2 separate regions of the Homo sapiens genome follow, and region 1 is linked to region 2. Evidence: read pairs that join two places in POLR2A ChIA-PET (ENCODE). Cell type or tissue: Caco-2. All regions are shown on one strand. Links, peaks and the distances in the headings refer to the core of each region. The heading gives the core; the rest is flanking DNA.

Region 1 (12,230 bases), core at 1,435-9,434, 170 kb before region 2:
GAGAATCGCTTGAACCCGGGAGGCGGAGGTTGCAGTGAGCCGAGATCATGCCACTGCACTCCAGCCTGGGTGACAAGAGCAAGACTCCATCTCCAAAAAAAAAAAAAAAAAAAGGGAACGTTTGAAATATCTTAAGAATTACAAAAATGTGACACAGAGACATGAAGTAAGCACTGCTGGAAAAATGGCACGCATAGACTTGCTTGATTTAGGGTTACCACAAACCTTCAGTCTGTAAAATGCAGTATCTGAAGTACGGTGAAGTGAAGCACAATAAAACAGAGGTGTCCCTATCTCTGCTACTCACCTGTTAGTCACTTAGTAGTGTCTTGGTTACCGGATCGAAAAAGCACAGTAGATATAGGGTTTGGTACTATCCATTGTTTTAGGCATCCACTGGGGGGTCTCGGAATGTATCCCCTGAGGTAAGGGGAAAGTACTATATTACAGAACATCTGAGGTAAGTCATAGAAATTATGTAACCATGGCATTTTTATCACTGATAACTCAGTAGTGAGGCCAAGGGAGACTGTCAGAGGTAAAATGGAAAGACGGGAGACAGTGATTACTGGATGACAGGGAAAAGATGTAAAGGTTTACTGTGCATTTTTTTTTTTTTTTTGAGATGGAGTCTTGCTCTGTCGCCCAGGCTGGAGTGCAGTGCTACGATCTAGGCTCACTGCAAACTCTGTCTCCCGGGTTCAAGCAATTCTTCTGCCTCAGCCTCCCAAATAGCTGAGATTACAGGCGTGCACCACCATGCCTGGCTAATTTTTATATTTTTAGTAGAGATGAGGTGTCACCATGTTAGCCAGGCTGGTCTCCAACTGCTGACCTCAAGTGATCTGCCTGCCTTGGCTTCCCAAAGTGCTGCGATTACAGGCATGAGCCACTGCGCCCGGCCAACACTGTCTTTTTAATGTCCAAAACTAAAAGGAGACATGTCCGTGGAGAAAGGATATATCAAATTTGATAAGAGTTCATTAATGACCAAAAATTCCAAATCATAGCTGGGACTCCCTCAATTTATTTAACCTTTGCCCAGTTCCTCCACCCCACACTATTCTTCAGCAATTAACTGAATTACTTAAGTAATTAAAATAAGAAAATATCAGCATGAAACATGTATAAGAATGGAAAATAAGTAAATAAATTAAAAATGTGAAAGAAACAAGCAAAAAGTTAAAAAGAAAAACCATTACGCCTGTAATCCCAGCACTTTAGGAGGCCGAGGCAGGTGGATCACCTGAGGTCAGAAGTTCGAGACCGGCCTGGCCAACATGGTGAAACCCCATCTCTACTAAAAACACAAAAAATTAGCCGGGCATGGTGGCAGGTACCTATAATCCCAGCAACCTGGGAGGCTGAGGCAGGACAATCGCTTGAACCCGGGATGGGGAGGTTGCAGTGAGCCGAGATCGCGCCATTATACTCCAGCCTGGGCAACAAGAGCAAAACTCCCATCTCAAAAAAACAAAAAACAAAAAACAAAAAAAAAACCTAAGAAAAACAATCCAAGGAAACATGAAAAATTCCAACAACTCATTCTGTGTAGTCTCAAAAAAATCAGATATTATTATCTCTCTACTAAAATGTATCTGTGAAGAGAGGTAAGCATTTAAAGAGGACATTATGAAATAACCTAGGCTAGGTGTGATGGCGCATGCCTGCAATCCCAACTCTTGGGGAGGTTGAGTGGACAGATTGCTTGAGGTCAGGAGTTTGAGACCAGCCTGCCCAACATGGCAAAATCCCGTCTCTACTAAAAATACAAAATTAGCTGGGTGTGGTGGTGTGCACCTGTAATCCCAGCTACTTAGGAGGGTGAGGTGGGAGGATCTCTTGAGCCTGGGAGGCAGAGGTTGCAGTGAGCTGAGATTGCACCACTGCACTCCAGCCTAGGTGACAGTGAGACCCCCCATCTCAATAAAATAAAATAAAACAAAATAAAATAACCTAGAGAGTTTTAAAAGCAAGCTGGCAAGGCTTGCTTTTAAAGCAAGGCTGATCCATGTGTCAGAGGTCCTTCCTTTTTAAGGCAGAATAATATCCCATTGTATGTATTTATCACATTTTGTTTATTGATTCATTTATTGATTCATCTGTAATGGATACTTGGGTTGCTTCTACCTTTTGACTATTGTTAATAATGCTGCTATGAACATGGGTGTACAAATCTCTCTTGAGTCTCTGCTTTCAGTTCTTTTAAGTGTATATCCAGAATTACTGGATCATGTGTGGCAATTCTGTTTTTAATTTTTTGAAGAACTGCCATACTGTTTTCCACAGCAGCCGTACCATTTTACATTCCTGCCAGCAGCGCACAAGGATTCCGATTTTTCCGCATTCTTGACAATACTTGTTATTTTATTTTTTCTTTCTTTCTAATAGTAGCCATGCTGCTGGGTATAAGGTGGTACCTCATTGTGGCTTTGATTTGCATTTCCCTAGTGATTAGTGTTGTTGAGCATCTTTCATGTGCTTGTTGGCCATTTGTATGTCTTCTTTAGGAAAATGTTACTCAAATTCTTTGCCTGTTTTTTGATCTGGTTGGTCTTTTGGTTTTTTGTTTGTTTGTTTTTTGAGATGGAGTCTCACTTTGTCACCCAAACTGGAGTGCAGTGGGGCGATCTTGGTTCACTGCAACCTCTGCCTCCTGAGTTCAAGTGATTCTCCTGCCTCAGCCTCCTGACTAGCTGGGATTACAGGCACACGTGCTACCACGCCCAGCTAATTTTTATATTTTTAGCAGAGACAGGGTTTCACCATGTTGGCCAGCTTGGTCCTGAACTCCTGACCTCAAGTGATCTGCCTGTCTCGGCCTCCCAAAGTGCTGGGATTACAGGTGTGAGCCACTGCGCCCAGCCTGGTCTTTTGTTGTTGTTATTGAGTTTAGGAGTTCCTTATATAGTCTGAGTATTAACCGCTTATCAGAAACAAGATTCGCAAATGTTTTCTGTCATTCTGTAATTTTTCTTTTCCCTCTTTGATTGTGTCCTTTGATGCACAGTTTTTTATTTTGATGTAGTCTGTTTTATCTGTTATTACTTTTGCTGCCTGCGCTTTCGGTGTCATATTCAGAAATCATTCCCAAATCCAATGTCATGAACCCCTGGGTTTTAGTAAGTATGTTTTAACTGTTCATAACTTCTAACTAATCTGTAATTGCAGATTATATTTATTTTTTATATAGAAAAAATTAACTCATCAAGCAGATTTATTCTTTTAATAATTAATTTGTAGTTTTCTTATTTTAGGGTCAAAAACTATGGCTTAAGCTCTAGATTTCCATTCTTTAGAATTTGTTAAGATTTTCCTTGTGGTTTAGAACATTTCAATGTTTGTAAATATTCTTGGACTTTAGAAAAGAATGCATGTAGGCCGGGTGCAGTGGCTCATGCCTGTAATCCCAGCACCCTGGGAGGCCGAGGTGGGTGGATCACCTGAGGTCAGGAGTTCGAGACCAGTCTGGCCAACATGGTGAAACCCTGTCTCTACTGAAAATACAAAAAATTAGCTGGGCGTGGTGGTGGGTGCCTGTAATCCCAGCTACTTGGGAGGCTGAAGTAGAAGAATCGCTTGAACCTGTGAGGCAGAGGTTGCAGTGAGCCGAGATCATGCCATTGTACTCCAGCCTGGGCAACAAGAGTAAAACTCCATCCAAAAAAAAAAGAAAGAAAGAAAAGAATGCATGTACTATCTTTTTAGAGTTCAACGTTATCTATATGTATTACATGTGTTTTCTTGTTTGTTTGTTTGTTTGAGACAGAGTCTCACTCTGACACCAGGCTGGAGTGCAGTGGCGCGATATCCACTCACTGCAACCTCTGCCTCCCAGGTTCAAGCGATTCTCTTGCCTCAGCCTCCTGACATATGTGTTTTATTTTTCCAAATCCTCTCTGTTTATTTTTGGTCTATGCGATCTGTCAAATTCTTAAAGAAATGGGTTAAAAATTTTAAAATAAATTCTTTTATCCCCATTAGTTATTTATTTAAATATTTTGGTGTTATGAGCTTGCACTTTAGAATTAGCATATCAGGGTTTGAGTTCCATGTCCATCTATCACTGTGAACTATGAACATCATTTAATCTCTCTGATGTCTAGTCCTCATTTGCAAAATGAAAGAAAGCATTAACCACAGTCACTCCATGGAGTAGTAAAGATTATTTGAGATGTATTTAAAGCATTCTCACTACAGGTGTGTTCAAAAGATACTCACTATTCTTTTGTCTTGTCCTACTTAATGCTTATTTTTTGTATTCATTCATTCATTTTTTTTTTTTTTTTGAGATGGAGTCTTGCTCTGTCGCTCAGGCTGGAGTGCAGTGGCACAGCTCACTGCAACCTGTGCCTCCTGGGTTCAAGTGATTCTCCTGCCTCAGCCTCCTGAGTAGCTGGGATTACAGGTGTGCACCACCATGTCTGGCTAATTTTTGTATTTTTAGTAGAGACAGGGTTTCACCATGTTGGTCAGGCTGGTCTCAAACTCCTGACCTCATGATCCGCCCACCTCAGCCTCCCAAAGTGCTGGAATTACAGGCATGAGCCACCGCAGCTGGCCCATTCATTGATTCTTGAGATGGGGCAGGTGGCAGCAGGGGTGGGGTGGTGTTCTCGCTATGTTGCCCAGGCTGGTCTCAATCTCCTGGCCTCAAGAGATCCTTCCACCTGAGCCTCCTGAGTAGCTGAGATTACAGGCATGCACCACCATGCCTGGCAGTGCTTTTTTTTTTTTTTTTTTTGAGATAGAATCTTGCTCTGTCGCCAGGCGGGAGTGCAGTGGCGTAATCTTGGCTCACTGCAACCTCTGCCTCCTGGGTTCAAGTGATTCTCCTGCCTCAGCCTCCCGAGTAGCTGGGACTACATGTGCACACCACCACGCCCAGCTAATTTTTGTATTTTTAGTAAAGACAGCCTTTCACCATGTTGGCCAGGATGGTCTGGATCTCTTGACCTTGTGATCTGCCTGCCTTGGCCTCTCAAAGTGCTTGGATATACAGGCATGAGCCACCAGGCCCGGCCCATGCTTTCTTTTAAATCATCAATTTCACTTTGATTTTATATTGCTACTTTTGCTTCTTTTTGTCTTCACTTGTTTTACCTTTGTTGGCCATTCATTTAATTTCAATCTATGTTGTTTTAATTCAGATATTATTCATAAAGAGAATATAGCTGTATTTTCTTCTGTTTTTTCAGAGAGATTTTTGTCTTTCAATAGGGAAATTTAGCCCACTGAATTTGTTGTTATTGATGCTAAGAATGTATTCATACACCTTAAATTGTGTTTTCTCTTTTTTATGCTTTGTTTTTCCCTTTTCTTCCTGACTTTTGTGGTGTTGGTGAAGTGGTATTGGTTTTGGTTTCTTTGTATTTCTTTCTTCTCAAATTATTTGAAAGTTCTACAAGAAGTTGTGGTCAGTATCTTTAAAACAAAACAAAAAAAAAACCTGATATGTTTATAAATAACTGATATGCTTATAAAGAAAAAAAGGATGTATCTTTTCTCTTTTTAAGACAGGATCTCTGTCACCCAGACTGGAGTGCAGTGGCACCATAATGGATATTGTAGCCTTAACTTCCTGGCCTTAAGTGATTCTCCCACCTCAGCCTCCCAAGTAGCTGGGACAACAGGATCATGCCACCACACCCGACTAATTTGTTTATTTTTTATAGAGACAAGGTCTCACGATGTTGCCCAGGCTGGTCTCAAACTCCTGGGCTCAAGTGATCCTCCTGCTTTGGCCTCCCAAAATGCTGGGATTACAGGCGTGAACCACTGTGCCTGGTGGTATATATTTTCTTATTTCCCATTCTCTTCTCCAAACATAGTGAGACTTTTAACGGTTAAAATTCACTCCCCAAGGGCCCATACCACCCAAATTTATTGAAATAAACTGGGATTTTAATTACAGATTATTTTTAATATTTCAATTTTTGTTTTTTCTATGCTATATAGCATTTGTATTAGATTTTATAAAAACATTATCAATAATTTTTTAGATCCCACGGGGCTTTTACTCTCCAGTACTTTTTGTTTTCTCTATTTACCTCTTTATTGAGTTTTATTTAATTGCAAGAAGCATCAAATATTCTTTATATATATACATATATGTTCTTTATATATCTACATAATAGATATTTATATATCTCCATAATAGATATTTATCAGATAGATGATTTGCAAATATTTTCTCCCGTATTATGGGTTGTCTTTTCACTTTCTTGATTCTGTCCTTCGATATACAAAGGTTTTCAATTTTTATGAATCAATTTATCTAGCTTTTTCCTTTGTTGCTCGTACTTTTGGTGTCATATTAAGAAACCTAATCCAGTGTCAAATAACTCTATAGTTTTACAGTTTCAGCTCTTACATTTAGATCTGTGATCTATTTTAAGTTAATTTTTGTATCTGCTGTAAAGTAGATGTCAAATTCATTCTTTCTCATGTGGATATCCACCTGTCCCAGCACCATTTATTGAAAAGACTATTCTTTCCCAATGTATTGCATTATTTTGATATCCTTGTTGAAAACCAGTTGACCACAGATGCATGGGTTTAGTTCTGAACTTTTAATTCTATTCTGTTGATCTGTATGTACTTATATGAGCACCACATTGTCTCGATTACTATGGCTTTGTCATGAGGTTTGAAATTGGGAAGTGTAGTCCTCTGACTAGGTTCTTTTTTCTTAAGTTTATTTTGGCTATTTTTGATCCCTTGCATTTCCATATGAATTATAGGATCAGCTTATCAATTTCTACAAGACAGGCAAATGGAATTTGATAGAGATTATATTGCATCTGTAGATCAACCTGGAGATTACTGCCATCTTAACAATGTTAGGTCTTTAAATCCAGTAACACAGGATGTCTTTCCATTTACTTAGGTTTTCTTTCATTTCTTTTAATGATGTTTTGCAGTTATAGTGTATATCATGTGCTCCATTTTATTTTTCAAGCTTCCAACATATCAATAGTAGCTCCCCTGAATTTATTTTTTCTCTTTTATTTTTTCTTTCACAATTTCAATTTCTTCATCTTTTTGCTCTGTACTCTGGAAATATTGAGATGGTCTTATAATTTACTAATTCAGTTTTCAGCAGTATCCATTTTTTCTATTAACTGCTTAGTTTTTTCAACTTAAATAGTCATCTACTGTTTAATTTCCAACATCATTCTGGTTTTCAGATTGCTTCATTTTCACAACCTGCTTGTTACTCTTTAAATTTCACTAAGAACATGAACAAGATTTTTAAAAAAGTTTTGTCTTATTTCCTGCATTAACTCCATTTTAGTGGGTGATATTTGCTCTCATTTGGTCCTCTTCTTTCAAATGGTAGATTCTCTCCTTATGATTGGTGATATTTTTTATCTGCTCATATTTCTAAGTGAAGATCTAGATCATTCAGCATTGGTAACTGGCATCCGATCTGGAATTAGAGAGACCTTTGTTCGGTTCCCCACAGTGTATCTTCCCCTCTGACGAAGATGGTGGTAGGTTGGTTTTCCTTTCCAGTGAATTGGCTTTGAGTGGGAAAGTAGTAGCACCCTTTCTAGTAGAAGGTGAATTCTTTTTTTTTTTTTTTTGAGACGGAGTCTCACTCTGTCACCCAGGCTGGACTGCAGTGGCATGATCTCGGCTCACTGCAAGCTCTGCCCCCGAGTTCACGCCATTCTCCTGCCTCAGCCTCCTGAGCAGCTGGGACTACAGGCGCCCACCACCACGCCTGGCTAATTTTTTATATTTTTAGTAGAGACGGGGTTTCACCATGTTAGCCGGGATGGTCTCAATCTCCTGACGTTGTGATCGGCCCGCCTCGGCCTCCCAAAGTGCTGGGATTACAGGCGTGAGCTACCGCGCCCGGCCAGAAGGTGAATTCTTATAATGCATGCGTATGCTGAGCCACTAAGCCTCAGATCTTAAATTGAGAGAAAGGGAAACACAGTGAGGAAGCAAAGAAATAAAGTATTTGCAGCTTTGCCCAGGAAAGAACTTTGGGTATGATTACTGGTCCATGGAACTCATAGGAAGAGAATAGTCTACTAAGTGTCTAAGAAAACCGTAAGGTCAAATCAGCTATAAACCTGGCCTTTAAAATGCCTTACATGTAGGCCAGGAGTCGTGGCTTATGCCTATAATCCCAGCACTTAGGGAGGCAGAGACTGGAGGATGGCTTGAGCCCAGAAGTTTGAGACCTGCCTGGGCAACATAGCAAGACCTCGTTGTCCACAAAAAGGAAAAACAAACAAACAAAACCAAAAACAAAACAAAATCCTTAAGTATGAATGAGCCCTCAGGACTCCAAACTTATACCAGCAGGAAATGCGCTGTGAAAACTGTGAAGTCTCTGGAGGGCTTACTTCCTAGTTGCACTTCAGATATGGTCATGGAGAATAATGAACAAGGAAGAATATTCCAGAGTGTGGAGCCAAGGGCCACAGAAATAAATGCAAAGTGGTGTTCATCCTTGAGAGCAGAACCAGGATGTAATCATAGAACTTCCTCCACTGCCAAGGTGAAGGATCGTCACAGTAACTACCCAGAAGGATTCTGCCATTTATGTATGAACTCTGTTGTGAGTCTCATATTTTTCACTAAATTTAGGGTTTTAAGGCAGCGTATCTATGTAGAAACACTTGGGAATCACTGTTATGGGAGAGAGTGGAGGGATGCACAGGCAATGATCACAGTCAACATTTAATAGTGTTCCGGGCTGGGCATGGTGGCTCATACCTGTAATCCCAGCACTTTGGGAGGCTGAGGCGAGCAGATCACCAGAGGTCAGGAGTTTGAAACCAGCCTGCCAACATGGCGAAACCCCGTCTCTACTAAAAATACAAAAAATTAGCCAGGCGTGGTGGCGGGCACCTGTAATCCCAGCTACTCAGGAGGCTGAGGCAGGAGAATCGCTTGAACCTGGGAGGCAGAGGTTGCAGTGAACCGAGTTCATGCCACTACACTCCAGCCTGGGCAACAAGAGCAAAACTCTGTCTCAAAAAAAAAAAAAAAAAAAAAAAAAAAAAAAAAAGTGTTTCAGGCACTAATGCATCTTCTTTTTTTTTTTTTCTTTTTGAGACATAGTCTCACTCTGTCACCAGGCTGGAGTCAGGATTCAAAACTATGGGACCTTTTTTCAGAATGTTCACTCTGAACCCTATCATCTTTTATAATTATGGAGGTCTACTGGGCATGCTGAGGGACATAGAAATCCCAAAGGGAAGACAAGGCAGAAACACAAATTCAGGACACAGGAGTGTGAAATCTTTTTTTTTTTTTTTGAGTCGGAATTTTGTTCTTGTTGCCCAGGCTGGGGGTGCAATGGCGCAATTTGGCTCACTCCAACCTCCGCCTCCAGGATTCAAGCGATTCTCCTGCCTCAGCCTCCCAAGTAGCTGAGAATACAGGTGTGTGCCACCAACACCTAGCTAATTTTGCATTTTTAGTAGAGATGGGGTTTCACCATGTTGGTCAGGCTGGTCTCGAACTCCTGACCTCAAGTGTTCCACCTGCCTTGGCCTCCAAAGGGCTGGGATTACAGGCGTGAGACACTGTACCCGGCTGGGAGTTTGTTATCTAATGAAGATGGCATTGAACTCTTTTCAATCTACCAGGATATATAGATTACTCTCACTTTTACCCTTGTTAGGGACTTGCCTTGTTTACTGACAAATCACCACTACTACTGATATATTGTGCCGTCTAACTCACATTAGGTGCTCAATATCTGTTGAATGGATGAAGAATGAATACCAGAGTCCTGTAATATTAGACTATGGTCCTTGAGTGACTGCCAGATTTGCTTTCACATTTCTAGGGTCTAGTGTACCTGGCACTCAACAAATGGTCCTTGCACTAAGAGAGAAAACTGCACTGGTGGTTTTACTTTAAAGCGGCTCCTTGTTCAGTGTCCTTATCTTTAAATTGGAAGGTGTTTTGCTTCTGCCCAACCCCCACACACTCTACAGACCTTGTGATGGGTTGAGTTTTTCAAAAGATTCTCACCTGCTTTAACTTCTATGAGCTTAGTTTATATTCACCAGGTGAACTTAAAATTTCAGTTTCTACAGCACTGTCTTTTCCACGTGTATGGCCAGTTCTCATGATGAGTTTACTAAGTGACTTTGGATTCTTTTAGCTATTGCTAATCATCTGCACCTTTCTGTTGTAGTTATTTTAAAGCCCGCCCGCGCGCGCGCGCGCACACACACACACACACACACACACACACACACTCTTGAGTCAGGGTCTCTGTCACCCAGGCTAAAAGCGCTGGGACTACAGACATGAGCCACCGCGTGGGGCCAAAAACATACGGATTTTATTTACTAAACCTGTATTGTGTGCATGACCCAGAATTGTGGGAGTACAGCAATGACTGAGAAAGCCGTGTTTCCCACCTTCGTGGCACATAACAATGTTTCTATGGGTTTTTAAAGGCCCAACAACAGGGATTCAATTATAAAATAAAAATATTTCGGTACAAAACATGATTTAAAAAAAGACAACTATGTCTTCCGAGTGGAGGAGGGAAAGGACAATCAAACCTCGAACAAATCGTTTATCTTGCTAGTCACAGCTTAGCTATGCCTTGTTATTTTCCGGTGATTCCAAACTTCCAGTCCATTCCCTCTGCATGGATCAAAAGTGACAGGAAAGAAAAAAATGTATTTCGGATATGGCAAAAAAGAAAAATGCAAGACAAGCAAACAAAAGTACTGGGACATCGTATGAGAACTAGTTTAATTGACAATGTCTTTAAATGGTACCTATCACTTGACAATGATTCCAACCCACCCGGGCCTGGGCGCCGCGGCTGCCTCCCCACTCCCACGCACACGGGGAGCTCCCCCGGGCTGTACTGCACTAAAGGCACTCAAAATACATCAGCCTTTCCTTACCTCGATTCTTCCACCACATCCAGCATGGAGCTGCTGCTTCCAGAGATGTAGTCGCCTATCTGTGGCAACAATTAGTTTTAAAAATGGAGCCGCATCTCTAATAACAAAAGCCTCCAGCTGTGAAAAGTGGAGCTAAATCTCTCTACCGGGCCGCAGCATCTCTCAAGAACCTTTTCCCCGCAGCACCCGTCAAGGCCCAGGGCCAGCTGGACGCGGCTGCCCTGGGGTGGAGCCGTCCCCGTGGTCCCGGGAGGCTACCGACGAGCCGGGGCCCGGGGCCGGAGGGCGTGCTCCTCCGGGAGGTGCAAAAGTCGGCTTGGGCCCGGAGCTCCCGGGTTTGTTTGGTTTTGTCCGCGCCCTGCCCCCACCCTACCCCCTTCATGCAAAAGGCCAAGGGTTTCCGAGCCACCACTGCCCAGGCCGAGTTCACGCTTGGGGCTCTTCAGCCGCCGTCCAGTGAACAGAGAAAGCAATTGCGCAGAGGCGAGAGCAGGCTGAATGAACGCGGGCTCCAGGGGAAATAATTTTTCCTCCTGGCTTCGCGCGTCAGCACACTGGGGTGCAGCCCTCCCTCACAGAAGACCCCCCCCCCGCACGACCCCCTGTACACCCCCGCGGGGCTGCGCGTTCGTCTGTGCGGCGGGGTTTGGGAATGGAGGCGTGAGGACCGCGCATCGAGGGCTCCACAGGCTGGGCGGGGGGCGTCGTTGGAGGGGGGTAGGGGAGAAATGCGCGCCCACCACCCTCACAGAGGGCGAGGGACCCCCAAAAGCCACTCGCGGACGCCGAGGCAGCGGGAAGGCGCGAGGCGGGGCGGGGGGAGGGGGCGCGGGGGTCCCCGCTGCGGAGGCCAGGGCGGGCGGGAGGGGCAGCACCTGAGGAATCCGCCTCCGGCTGCGGCGGCCGCCGCCTCGCTCCGCCCCGGGGAACTGAGCGCGCGGACCGCGCGCCTGCCAGAGAGACGCCAGCCGCCGGCGGCGCTAGCACCTCGGAGTCGGGCGGCCGGAGCAGCGGAGCGCAGCGCGGCGCAGGGAACGGCACTGGGGGTGGGGAGACCAGCCCGGCCGAGCCGAGGGCCACCCCCTGGTCCTCTGCCCTCGCGCCCCGCTAGGGCCAGGTGAGCGGCCGCGGGGACTCCGGGGCGCGGGCAGGAGGTGAGAGGTCGCGAACCGGGCGCGGGAGCTCGCCTGTGACCGGCAGGAGCTGCCCTTTGGCGGGCTGGACGCCCTGGCCGCGCGGGGAAGCGCCGCAGCGGACTTTTCCGGAGGGATGGGAAGCTCAGCGGGGGTGTGAGCGGAGCGCGTGCGGGTGGCGAGGGAGCGCCAGTGC
Region 2 (12,230 bases), core at 2,941-10,940:
TTCGTATGCATTAAAATATAGTGGAAAAATGTTTAAGCTTCCACTATTCTGGAACCCCTGTGGATTCAAATATCAATTTGTCTAAATTTTTATATAAATTATGCAGATTCCAAAGACCATGGGGGAATTGATTTAAAAATATATTGATCCAGTTGGTAGTGCATGTGCCCCAAATCTACCATGCAATTGGAAGACTTGATTGCCAGAAAAACTAGAAGGTAATTTGGCTGTGAGTGGTGTTATTTTTTGTTTTCAATGACAACAAGAACTTCAAGCAGATAAAATCTCCCTTGAAGGAAGGCTAATGCTGAAGCCATACAGGGTTTTTAAAATGGACTGTAGGATTCTAACTCTTTTATGTTGTTAACTCATCATTAATGTGAAGATTCTCTCCTTTGCAGATTATTCAGACCCATGGCTTTTCTTCCTCTTCACACTCTTGCTTTTCACCTCAGAATAGACAGAGGAAAAGATCAAACTCAACCTCAGTAGTTTGTTAATTCTCACACTAATCTTTTCTAAACCACTTGGACCTATCAGTTAAGCCTCATGTTTTGGCACTGTTCTTGATTATTTTGGCTGAAAGGTTCTTGTAGCTTTTTTCTGTGTTTTGGGTGTGGCATATCTACTTCACAGGTCAGGCAGTTTTCCATGAAGATGCCATAATCAGACCAGAATGTAGTTTCCACAAAGGCAGGGACTTTGTCTGCTTTGTTCAGTGCTAAAAAACCTGGTGCCTGCCACAGTGTCTAGCACATAATAGAGTACAGTATTTGTTGGATGGATGGTTGGATGGTTGGATGGATGGATGGTTGGATGGATGGATGGATGGATGGATGGATGGATGGATGGATAGATGGATGGGTGGGTGGATAGATGGATGGATGGATAACTTTAGTGACCTAGACAGCCACTGGCAACCTTTTTTTGGCGGGGAGGGGCTACTGCTTTAAGGTATTGGACAAATAGTCAAATGTTCTCAAATACAATCCATCTCTGAATATATTTTAAGTCATTTATAAAATTATATTGTTTGCATGTCTATAAAGTGGCGGTAATAAGTTGTTAATTCTATGTGATTGACCAGAGGTTATGAATATCTCTTCTTCACCACTGTTTCCCCAGTGTTTAGCAAAATGCCTAGCATATAGGTAGATGCTCAATAAATAGTTGTTGATTGAATCATAACAAATTGGACTTCCAATTTATAAATGCTTTGAATTGATGGTTAGCATTCTGAGATTAGGATGTTGTGAAATATTCTATCTTTAATCCTTGTGGCTTTTCTCTTCTCTATTTATATATCTTTGTTAATTATTAATATATATCAGGTTAGCTTAGGGGTCTGAAAAGAGTGTATCACTTCATCAGTGAATTTGTTTTCTGTTATTTACATATAGAAATATTGCCTTTATACGATATGGAATGCCCTTTCTTATTACAACTTTTTTTTTCCTGTTCATCTATATAACAGTAAATGTGTTATGCCCTCATCAGACACAACTAGAAGAACTCACTCTTATTGTCTGCTTTACTCTGTGTATTAAGGGGGATGGAAAAATTGATTTTCAATTAAAAAAAAAAGTATGGCTTTTCATCCTCCCAGTTTTCTGTTTCTTCTTTTTTCCATGTCCCCTGTTCCAACCAGGTCACCAAAATTTTTATTTTGTTTGATTTGTCTGAGTGAGGAATTGTTTGGATATTAGATCTAAAGGAATAAGAAGCCAGTATGAATAAACAGGTGTTAGAAAAGGGGAAATAGGAATCTCATGGAACTCCTGTCAGAAAGTATAGCTAGATCTCACAGAAACTAGAAGCTGACAAAGCCCTGAATTTGAACATCTGGCCTGTGCTCTGCTTTCCTCTTCGCAGATCAGCTTCCCTTCATGGTTCTTGGTTCCCGTACCTTAGCTTACATGTGGCTGACATAACCCTAATTCGGATTCCAATTCTCTAAAACCTTACAAATCCAGGGTCCAGTACCACCTGCCTGACTTTTTGTATTTATTTCAAAATTCCAGGAGAGAGATTCTGACTGTCCCAGACTGGGTCAGACGGTGGGCCACAAGCTCACCAGCTGTGGCCATGGAGGCAAGTTCGAGTGGTAGAGAGGGCAGAGAACCAGGGTGAGGACGCAGGTTCTCTAAGGAAGGAGTATGTGGGGAAGAAATAATAGACATTCTAGAACCAAGCTTTTCATTATATTATGTGCTCTATTTCCTTAACCTTAACCATTATCTACTGTATTTATCTACTCTATTTCCTTAATCTTTTAGAGATTAACCTTTCCTTTCCTTTTAGAGCAGCATTTAAATTATTTCCAGTCTTTCACTGTTATAAAATAACTCTGCTAAAGAAACATGTACCTGGTTTTTTTCCCTCTGAATTATTTCCTTGAGATTGAGACATTTTTGGGTCAAAGAATGTGAATGTTTCTATGCTGTTTAATACGTAAAAGTATTGTATCAACTTACAAGGCCATTAGTAACATTGGTTTTCCTGACTTCAGGGTTTTCTGGAAATTGTATCGGCTGTGGAGAAAGAGGATTTCGATATTTCACGGAATTTTCCAACCACATTAACTTGAAGCTCACCACTCAGCCAAAGAAGCAGAAGCACTTAAAGTACTACCTAGTCAGAAGCTCCCAGGGTGTACTGTCTAAAGGACCTCTTATCTGCTGGAAAGGTAGTCAATTTCCAGGAAGAAAAGGGGAGGGAATGGAGATTTTACGGTGGTGACAAGTGACCCATACAAGATTCAGAGTTCAGGTGGGATACAGATAAATATCCTAAGTTCAGAAGGATATCCCAAAATTTAAAGCCTTCTGGTAGGTTATTTGACTTGCCCCTTACTAATTTTAACAGAGACAATTCAAGTTTAGGAAAGTGAATGTCTCTGTATTCGTCTCTTGGGAAGGGGGTACAGCTCTCAAGGGGAAAAATGGACTCTTTCCAGCTCTTCTGTCCTTTAGAGAGGACCTCAGGGTGACAGCTCCTTGGTTAGATGCCGTTTTTACTCTATTTAATTTCTTTGGAGATTCTCAAACATCTGTATTTTTTCTATTTTAACTAGACCTAAACATACTTAGAATAAACATTAATGTTCTCTTCATAATACCTGGGAAAATACACTATTAAGTTGTCCAAGTGTTATTTCTTATAAATTAGGAAGAACTTAACTTATTTATAGAAATGAATCCAGTTGAAACTTCACATCTTCATGTGCTTGACAGGATTGACAGAAGTTCTCTTCACTGTGCTAAAGAAAAGAAGTATTTAATTATTATTCTATTGATCAGTTTCTTAGGTGCTGAGATTTTTTTCTCCATATAATAACTATTTTTGATGTTTTTCCTGACTATGAAAAACAGCATAATATTCCAAATTACAACTGCAGATTTGTTTCTGAGTCCTTCACCTTAATTTCTCTTAGTTATCTTTGAAGTAGCATTATATAGTTCTTTAGGAAATGGGTATAATTCCGAGACAGGTATCATCAGAACTTAACGCTTGTGACCACTGAATCATAAGCTGGTGAATTATAGATAAGTGTTTATCCTATTAAATTACTTTTCTCAGAAAAATCATTTTGAATGTCATGAATCCTAAGAAAAGGATAAAAATAGGATAGGTATCACCTCCCTCCCTTTTAATTCCCTTCTTTAGCCTTGTTTTGGTTGCATAAAATATTTTTAACTTCTTAGTACTCAGTGGCAATTCATCCTTCCTTCCTTCCTTCCTTTCTTCCTTCCTTCCCTTTCCTTCTCTTTTCATTTATCTTTTTTTCTTTTCTTTTTCTTTTCTTTCTTTCTTCCTTCCTTTCCTTTCCCTTTTTCTTTCTTCCTTTCCCTTTCCTTTCCCTTTCCTTTTCCTTTCCTTTCCCCTTCCTTTCCTTTCTTTTCTTTTCTTTCTTACACGCTCTCACTCTGTTGCCCAGGCTGGACTGCAGTGGCTCACTGCAACCTCTCCCACCCCAGGCTCAAGTGATCCTCTTACCTCAGCCTCACAAGGAGCTGGGACTACAGATACACACCACTGTGCCTGGCTAATTTTTGTATTTTTTGTAGGGACAGGGTTTCGCCATGTTGCCCAGACTGGTCTCGAACTCTTGGGCTCAAGTCATCTACCCACTTTGGCCTCTCAAAGTGGTAGCATTACAGGCATGAGCCACTATGCCTGGCCTCATTTTTCTAATAAAGAATAACATTTGTGAAAGAAGCCTCACGTTTATAATAGTTGCTATTTTGGAGCTGAAATTATATTTATTTATATAATTTATATATATACACATATAATATCAATATACATATATGCGTATATTACCTATTGGAGATAAGCTCTTAGGCCAGAATACAATAGCTCTTCATAGCAGGTCATAGCATAGAAGGTTATAGAAAACTGCTTCCAGTCCTTGTATGTATCTCATAAACTTGGAGACACTCTAAAGGACCATCTGTAATTAACTTTGTCATATAAAATCATTTATATTCCTTTTTCACATGCTACTTTTTGAGACGAATAGGGTAAAATTTGGTTGGAAGTTAACAGTCCCACAGGCTGTCATAGTATTTACTATCTACCTAAATCAGTACAAAGCACTATTAAAATATACCAGAGGCCCATTAATACTGGCTTACTTAAAATGAAGCTTGGCATATCATGATCCGTAACCACTTTGACTATTGGCTGTCTCCTTTAATAAGAACTGAGAATAATATTAATTTGAGCATTTAAAATTTTTCTCTACTGCCTATACATTTTTCTTTGCTTCTGTTTTTGGACCTAAATTAAGGTTGAGAAGAGAATAGGTTATAGGCAGCCTAGACAGACCCTAGGTTACTGTTCTACATTTAAACCAATCCCAGGTAGGATGTTAACTGGTATTGAAAGGCCTATTAGGTTTTCATAAATTACTAATGTTTTAACCTCTGTCTTACCCATAAAACTAGCATGACTATATTGGTTACGAGTATTTTTCCTCTGGGAACTAGTATGTAGGGAACAAAGGTCCAATTTCTTTGAAACCATTTCTTTGTCTTCCAAACAAAAGCATTGTGTTCACTAGTTGAAACATTCTGTTGGAGTCAGGATGGGGAAGGTGATCTCTAATTAAAGTGGCTGCCGCTTAAGGAGCAGCGATTTAATTTAGAGATTTTATGGATTGCGTCCCCATCACCTGTTTTAACAGAACATTGGTCACTTCATACAATGTGATTTTTACTCTTTTCCAGAATGTAGAAGCCGACAATCCTCTGCTTCTTGCCACTCTATTAAGCCAAGCTCTTCAGTGTCGTCAACTGTGACCCCAGAAAATGGGACAACTAATGGATACAAATCAGGATTCACTCAGACAGGTATGGGATATTTTCTTTTGGCATTTCAAGCATCACATGTATATTTAATGAGACTTTTTAAAATATATACTTACTGCTGGCTGGTTTGAATAGAGATATTTCAAAATAAAGGTATTACTTGAGTTACTATTAGAGTTAGAATTCAGCCTTGAGATGGGTTAATCTGTGGATGACCAGAATCCAAGTCCTCACAGTCCTGACAGCTGGTAGGAAATTTAGCTGGAGCCTAGGACCTCATTCTAGGGGAGACTGACAGTAGGCAATAAGTGGAAATCCAGACATGAGGGGAGTCTGCATCATAGCCATCCAGTGGCAAGTATTAGAGACACAGTCATTAAGACTGGAGTTCCAGGGTAGGGCTCTAACTAAGCCCACAGAACGTCATAGGGAGTAGTGCACCATCTGGGATACAAAACAAGGTCCTAAGCTAGGATTGTGGATCACAACGGATGAATCCAGGATCTAGTTTCTAGTGATACAAGAGAGGGACTTGGTTATGAATAACTAGATAAAATCTTAGTGCCTGAAACTAGGTCACAATATCAGAGCAGGATCAGCAGAATGACTGATCCTACTGAGCAGATAAGCTACCAGTCTGAGGCTTCTAAAAATTCCTCCAGTATAGAGCACCAGCCCAGGCCCTGAGGCCAAGATAAGATTCCAGGTGGAACTTCATGGTTCCAAGTGGCCAAAGGGCTGGAGGGCTTTGCCTGAAAAGATCACTGCAGATAGTATTTGAGAAAATTACTCAAAACCAGCCTTGGTTATATCTTAGGCAAGAAGGAAAGTATTTTAAAAGACTTTGTGAATTTGTTTCAGTTCACTTGTTTTTTGTGGAGTACATTTTACTCATCTGATACACAAACTTCATAGCATATGTACTTTGCCAGTGTTAATCACAAATTGAGAAGAAGGTGGTCTTCATTTGCTACACAGCATACCTCTTTCAAATTAATGTGAAATTCTGATGAGCTGGTCAATTGTTTCTACTTATTTTCAAGATAGAAGTGATTATTAGAATATGTTAGCAGCAGCAGCAGCAATGATAATAAGGCTAACTTTCTTTGGGGCATTTCTTGCTATGTGCCTGTACTCAGCTAAGTCCACCTCTTCCTGGATTGTAAAAAGTTTGGCTTTTAAATTGCACGGGAGATTTAGATAGAGGCTCTGATCTAAGAGAATAGACCACTTCTCTTTAGAATAAATGAGAGAACATGGTGTCACTAGGTATTCAAGAAAGAAACAAGTTAGCATTTGGCTCTGGCCATTGAAAGCATAGCCTTCATTACATTAATGAAACACCTGCATGTCTCTCTTAGAATATCATTTATGTAATTTGATTGATCCCGTGATATGTTATGCTGTGAAATATAATTTTTAAAACCACAGTATTAAAAGCTAAGATTTACTTCATTACAACAAAAACGTATCAAGTGTTTATTTCGTTTTAAGAACCTTATCAGTTGCTGTAAGGCAGGGTTTCAGTACTCGACTGATGTCTGCAATGATTTAAAAAACATTCATGGCTGGGCGCAGTGGTTCATGCCTGTAATCCTAGCACTTTGGGAGGCTGGGGTGAGCAGATCACTTGAGGTCAGGAGTTCGAGACCGGCCTGGCCAACATGGCAAAACCCCGTCTCTATCAAATACACAAAAATTAGCTGGGCATGGTGGCATGCGCCTGTAATTCTAGCTATCTGGGAGGCTGAGGCACGAGAATTGCTTGTACCCACGAGGTGGAAGTTGCAATGAGCCGAGATTGTGCCACTGCACTCCAGCCTGGATGATGGAGTGAGACTCTGTCGCAAAAGAAAAAAAACTAATATAAGGGATTAAAGAACAATAAAACAGGCCCAGGCACAGTGGCTCATGCCTGTAATCCCAGCACTTTAGTAGGTAGGCCTAGGCATGTGGATCCCTTGAGCTCAGGAGTTTGAGATCAGACTGGGCAACATAGTGAAACCCCATCTCTACTAAAAATACAAAAATTAGCTGGGTGCTGTTGCAGTGAGCTGAGATACCACCACAGCACTCTGGCCTGGGCAACAGAGCCAGACCCTGTCTAAAAAAAAAAAAAAAAAGAACAATAAAACATGTAACCTTTCCTAAGAGGGAGAGGTAGGTATGTAAATAACCAGTTGTACCTGAAAATAATGACGATATTAAAATGTTAATAAGAAGTAATACAATTTTAATTCTACCGGAAAATATAATTTGTAAACAAATTTTGCTTTGAAAGAGGAAATCAAGATTCAGGCTTTAGCAAAGGCTTCCCCAGTTGCCATCATGAGACACAGGCCAGGAGCAAGGGGAAGGCACTGACTGACTCACCGTGAACACAGTGGCCAAGTTTTAATGCTCACATTCTTTTGTGTCCCTTGTGAGGATGTAAGTGGTAATTTGACCATGAAAATTAGTTATTAACAATTTCAGATGCAACCCAGAAAATGTAATAAAAGAAAGTGCCTTTATAAGTGATGCTTTGTATCTAAAATTTTTGTGTTAATGAATTATGTTTATAGACTTTTCAATAATTTCTTTCTTCTGACACTTGAACATAATGGACTGTAGAAATTTCATGTTGGCATTATGATACCATTGCAAATATTAGCATGTGCAGCACTTCCTTAACTGATGGATTGAGATTCACCTTTCTATAGGAGATTGTTTTCTCCCTAATCTTAATCTGCAGTCAGTGACTGTCTGTAATCAACAGTTTTTAGCCTCAAGTATGGGTACACACATTGTATGGTATTTGAAGAAGAGTTTAATGCACTATTTGCATGCCTTTGTCTTGAGTTCTACCTGCTAAGCTATATATATTCTGTTCTGGCTGGGTTACCACTTATTGCTTGCATATTTTCTCTTAACATTTTCTTCCTTTTTTTTTTTTTTTTTGATACGGAGTCTCACTGTGACACCCATGCTGGAGTGCAGTGGCACTATCTCAGCTCACTGCAATCTCCGCCTCCCAAGTTCAAGAGATTCTCCTGCCCTAGCCTTCCGAGTAGCTGGGATTACAGGCGCATGCCACCACGCCCGGCTGATTTTTGTATTTTTAGTAGAGACGGGGTTTCTTCATGTTGGTCAGGCTGGTCTTGAACTCCCGACCTCAGGTGATCCACCAGCCTTGGCTCCCAAAGTGCTGGGATTACAGGCATGAGTCACCGCACCTGGCCTTCTCTTAACATTTTCATGTAATTGCTAATTCAAATTTTGGCCACCAATCTCAGTGGAATATTCTATCATTTTTACTGAAGGGGGCTATATTTTTATCTATCTGCATTATAAGCATGACATACACATAGATGATGTTTAATCGGGACGAGAATTCAGGAATAGATGAAAAATACATTTGTCTAACTCAGGATCTTGAAAATTTCCAAGTATTTTTCTAAAGCCTTTATTGTTTTAACTCTTGCAGTTAAGTCTATGAGTCATTTTGAATTAATTTTTGTATAGTATGAAATGAGAGCTTAAATTCAACTTTTCATGTGTGGATATCCAGTTGTACCAGCACCATTTGTTGAGCAGACCGTTTTCTCATCAGTGAATTGCATTGGTCAAATGACTCTAAATATAAGGATTTGTTTCTGGAAAAATTGATAAAATAGGCCTCATCAAAATTAAAATATTTTAAACTTCATAAGTCAATTAACTCTAAATATAAGGATTTGTTTTTGGAAAAATTGATAAAATGGACCTCATCAAAATTCAAAACTTTTACACTTCAAAATTTTAAGGATAAAGAAAATATGGTATATATACACAATGGAATTCTATTTAGTTGTAAAAAAATCATGAAATCCTGTCATTTGCAGGAACATGGATGGAACCAGAGGTCATTCTCATAAATAAAATAAGCCAGGCACAGAACAACACACATCACATGTTCTCACTTACACGTGGGAGCTAAAAACAGTTGATTTCATGGAGACAGAGAGTAGAATGATGGTTACCAGAGGCTGCAAAGGGTGAGGAGATGGGGATGAAGAGAGGTTGGCTAATGTGTACAAACATAAAGTTAGATAGAAAAAATAAGTTCTAGTGTTTGATAGCAGAGCAGCATGACTATAGTTAACAATAATATATATTTTTAAATAGCTAGAAGAGAAGATTTGAATGTTCCCAATACACACACAAAAAAAGATAGATGTTTGAGGTGATGGATATCTTATTTATCCTGATTTAATCATTACATATTGTATGCATGTATCAAAATATGTGTACCCCATAAATATGTACAGTTATTATCTGTCAATGAAAAGACACCATCAAGAAATGAAAAGGCAAACAACAGAGTGGTAAAAATATTAGCAAAACACAAATCTAATAAAGTATTAACACCCAGAATTTACAAAAGCTCTTACAGCTTAATAAGATGACAGTCCAACTGAAATATGGGCAAAGGATTTGGAATAGACATTTCTTCAAATAATAGATACAAATGGCTAATAAGCACATGAAAAGATGCTCAATATCATTAGTCAGGGAAATGCAAATCAAAACCATAATGAGAGCCAGGTGCGGTGGCTCACACCTGTAATCCCAGCACTTTGGGAGGCCGAGGCAGGTGGATCATCCGAGGTCAGAAGTTTGAGACCAGCCTGACCAACATGGAGAAACTCCGTCTCTACTAAAAATACAAAATTAGCCAGGTGTGGTGGTGCATGCCTGTAATTCCAGCTAGTCGGGAGGCTGAGGCAGGAGAATCACTTGAACCCGGCAGGTGGAGGTTGCAGTGAGCCGAGATTGCACCATTGCATTCCAGCCTGAGCAAAAAGAGAGAAATTCCATCTCAAAAAAAAAAAAAAAAAAAGTAATGAGATACTACTTCACATCCTCTAGAACAGCTGTCATAAAAAAGACAGTAACAAGTGTCTGTGGGTGTGGAGAAGTGGGAACCATTATACACCACTGATAGGAATGCATTGGTAAAATGTGGCAGCCATTTTGGAATACAGTTTGGCAATTTCTCAAAAAGTTGAACATAAAACTACCATGCAACCCAGCAATTCCACTCCCAGGTATCTACCCAAGAGAAATGAAAATATATGTTCTCATAAAAACTTGCATGCAGATGTTCATAGCATCATTATTCGTTATAACAAAAAGCTAGCAACAACCTAAATGTTGATTAACTTGTGAATGGCTGGACAAAAATGTGATGTATCCATATAATGGAATACCATCCAGCGATAACAAGAAACAAACTGTCGACATAAGCTATGTCATGGGTAAATCTCAAAAATATGATGTTAAGTGAAATAAACCAGATGAAAGAGACCACATATTGTATGGTTCTGTGTATATGAAATGTGCAGACAAGGCAAATTTATAGAGGAAGGAAGTAGATTAGTGCTTGCCTGGAGCAGGGAGTGGGAATGGAGATGAACAGAAAATGGGGTGTGAGCATTCTTATTAAGGGGATGAAAATGTTCTAACATTGATTTATGGTGATGGTTACACAACTTGGTAAGGCTACTAAAAATCATTGAATTGTATAGTTGAAATGGGCAAATTTTATACATAAAGTATGCCTCAATTAAGCTAGAAAAATAGATTAAAAAGCTGCTCTGAGAAAATTCATAATCCTTTGGGGTGGCACTGTTTCTCTTTCAGTTTAATACAATCTAATTTATTGAATATCTACAGTGGGGTGAGCAGTTTTTCAGAGCAGATGGTAAACAGCACAGGGCTGGGAGTCAGAGTTCTGCTATTAAGATACTGTACCTGACATATATTGGCTGAAAATTGGGGCAAGCCAATCAATTTTTCTGTGCCTTGGTTTCCTTTCCTCATTTGCAAAAACTGAAATTAACAACGCCTGTTTTGCATCTTTGTGAGGAATGACTTAGCCTTGCTACCACACTTCTGCTTGTGTGACACTGTTCCCTGTTATAATGATTTGCAAACCATGTATATTCTCTTATACGCTAGAAGCTTTATGTTCTTTTTGTTTATCTCTGTATCACCTAGTACCAGACAAATGCCTGGAAATAAATGTTATTTGAATTCTGTTTTTATTTAAATTAGAAATTAGCATTTGGGGATTATTAATTTAGTCTTTATTAATTTATTAATAGTACTGGTATGTACTGTCTTTCTAAATGAAGATAATATGCTCATCCACCATTAGAAGAACACATGTTTTATCCCTTAGCTTGTAGGGAAGCATGGGGTGAGCCTCCTAAGCTCTGCCCCTGTCACTAATAGTATGGCTTTTAGGAAGACTCTATGAAGCAGGGCCACTTTATGATTTTCTTGGGCCCTAGATATCTTTGCCTATGTAGGCTCTTCCTCTGTAGAAAAATATGTCAAATTATGTTTTATAACTGTCAGTATAAAGGTGAATATATTATTATAATATTATATATAAAGGCCAGCACGGTGGCTCATGCCTGTAATCCCAGCACTTTGGGAGGCTGAGGTGGGTAGGTCGCTTGAGCCCCAAAGTTCAAGACCAGCCTGGGCAACATGGCAAAACCCTGTCTCTCCAAAAACATAAAAATTAACTAGGTGTGGTGGCAAGTGTCTGTAGTCCCAGCTACTGGGAAGGCTGAGGCAGGAGAATTGCTTGAACCCAGAAGGCAGAGGTTGCAGGGAGCCAAGATCGTGCCACTGCACTCCAGCCTGGGAGACAGAAAAAAAAAAAGACAAAGTGTTGATCATAAAGGAAAAGACTGATATTTTACTACATTAAAATTATAACTTCTAACTATTAGGAGTCACCATAGAGTAAAAAAAAAAGCCATAAATTGGGAGATGATATGTGTAATACATAAAACTAACAAAGAACTAGTATCAAGAATATATAAAGAATACTTATGGGCCAGGCACATGGCTCACTCTTTGGGAGGCTGAGGCAGGAGGATC

The links. ChIA-PET counts read pairs that join two places held together with the same protein. Peaks named below come from ENCODE experiments on the same cell type or tissue, not always from the same donor. Only the 100,000 strongest peaks of a DNase experiment are listed, where the experiment ranks them.
Region 1: POLR2A ChIA-PET joins it to region 2 with 6 read pairs; 5 of 35 experiments call an interaction of 5 or more read pairs at or near these places.

Annotation. Positions count from the first base shown.
Region 1 is chr18:21,230,376-21,242,605 of GRCh38, forward strand. GREB1L (GREB1 like retinoic acid receptor coactivator) reads left to right here and starts at 11,857. Exons shown (of 33, transcript NM_001142966.3): 1 at 11,857-12,018. It overlaps GREB1L-DT (GREB1L divergent transcript), which reads right to left. Exons shown (of 3, transcript NR_183513.1): 2 at 10,902-10,960; 3 at 10,300-10,632. In Caco-2, for the core only: no CTCF peak of the experiment used is centred there; no DNase peak of the experiment used is centred there.
Region 2 is chr18:21,398,641-21,410,870 of GRCh38, forward strand. It overlaps GREB1L (GREB1 like retinoic acid receptor coactivator), which reads left to right. Exons shown (of 33, transcript NM_001142966.3): 6 at 2,510-2,686; 7 at 5,232-5,354. GREB1L-AS1 (GREB1L antisense RNA 1) reads right to left here. Exons shown (of 4, transcript NR_187982.1): 2 at 3,181-3,259. Among named protein-coding and RNA genes, the nearest start is that of GREB1L-AS1, 46 kb to the right of the region's middle. RefSeq lists enhancers at 3,388-3,889, 3,890-4,389. In Caco-2, for the core only: no CTCF peak of the experiment used is centred there; a DNase peak (open chromatin) is centred at 6,001.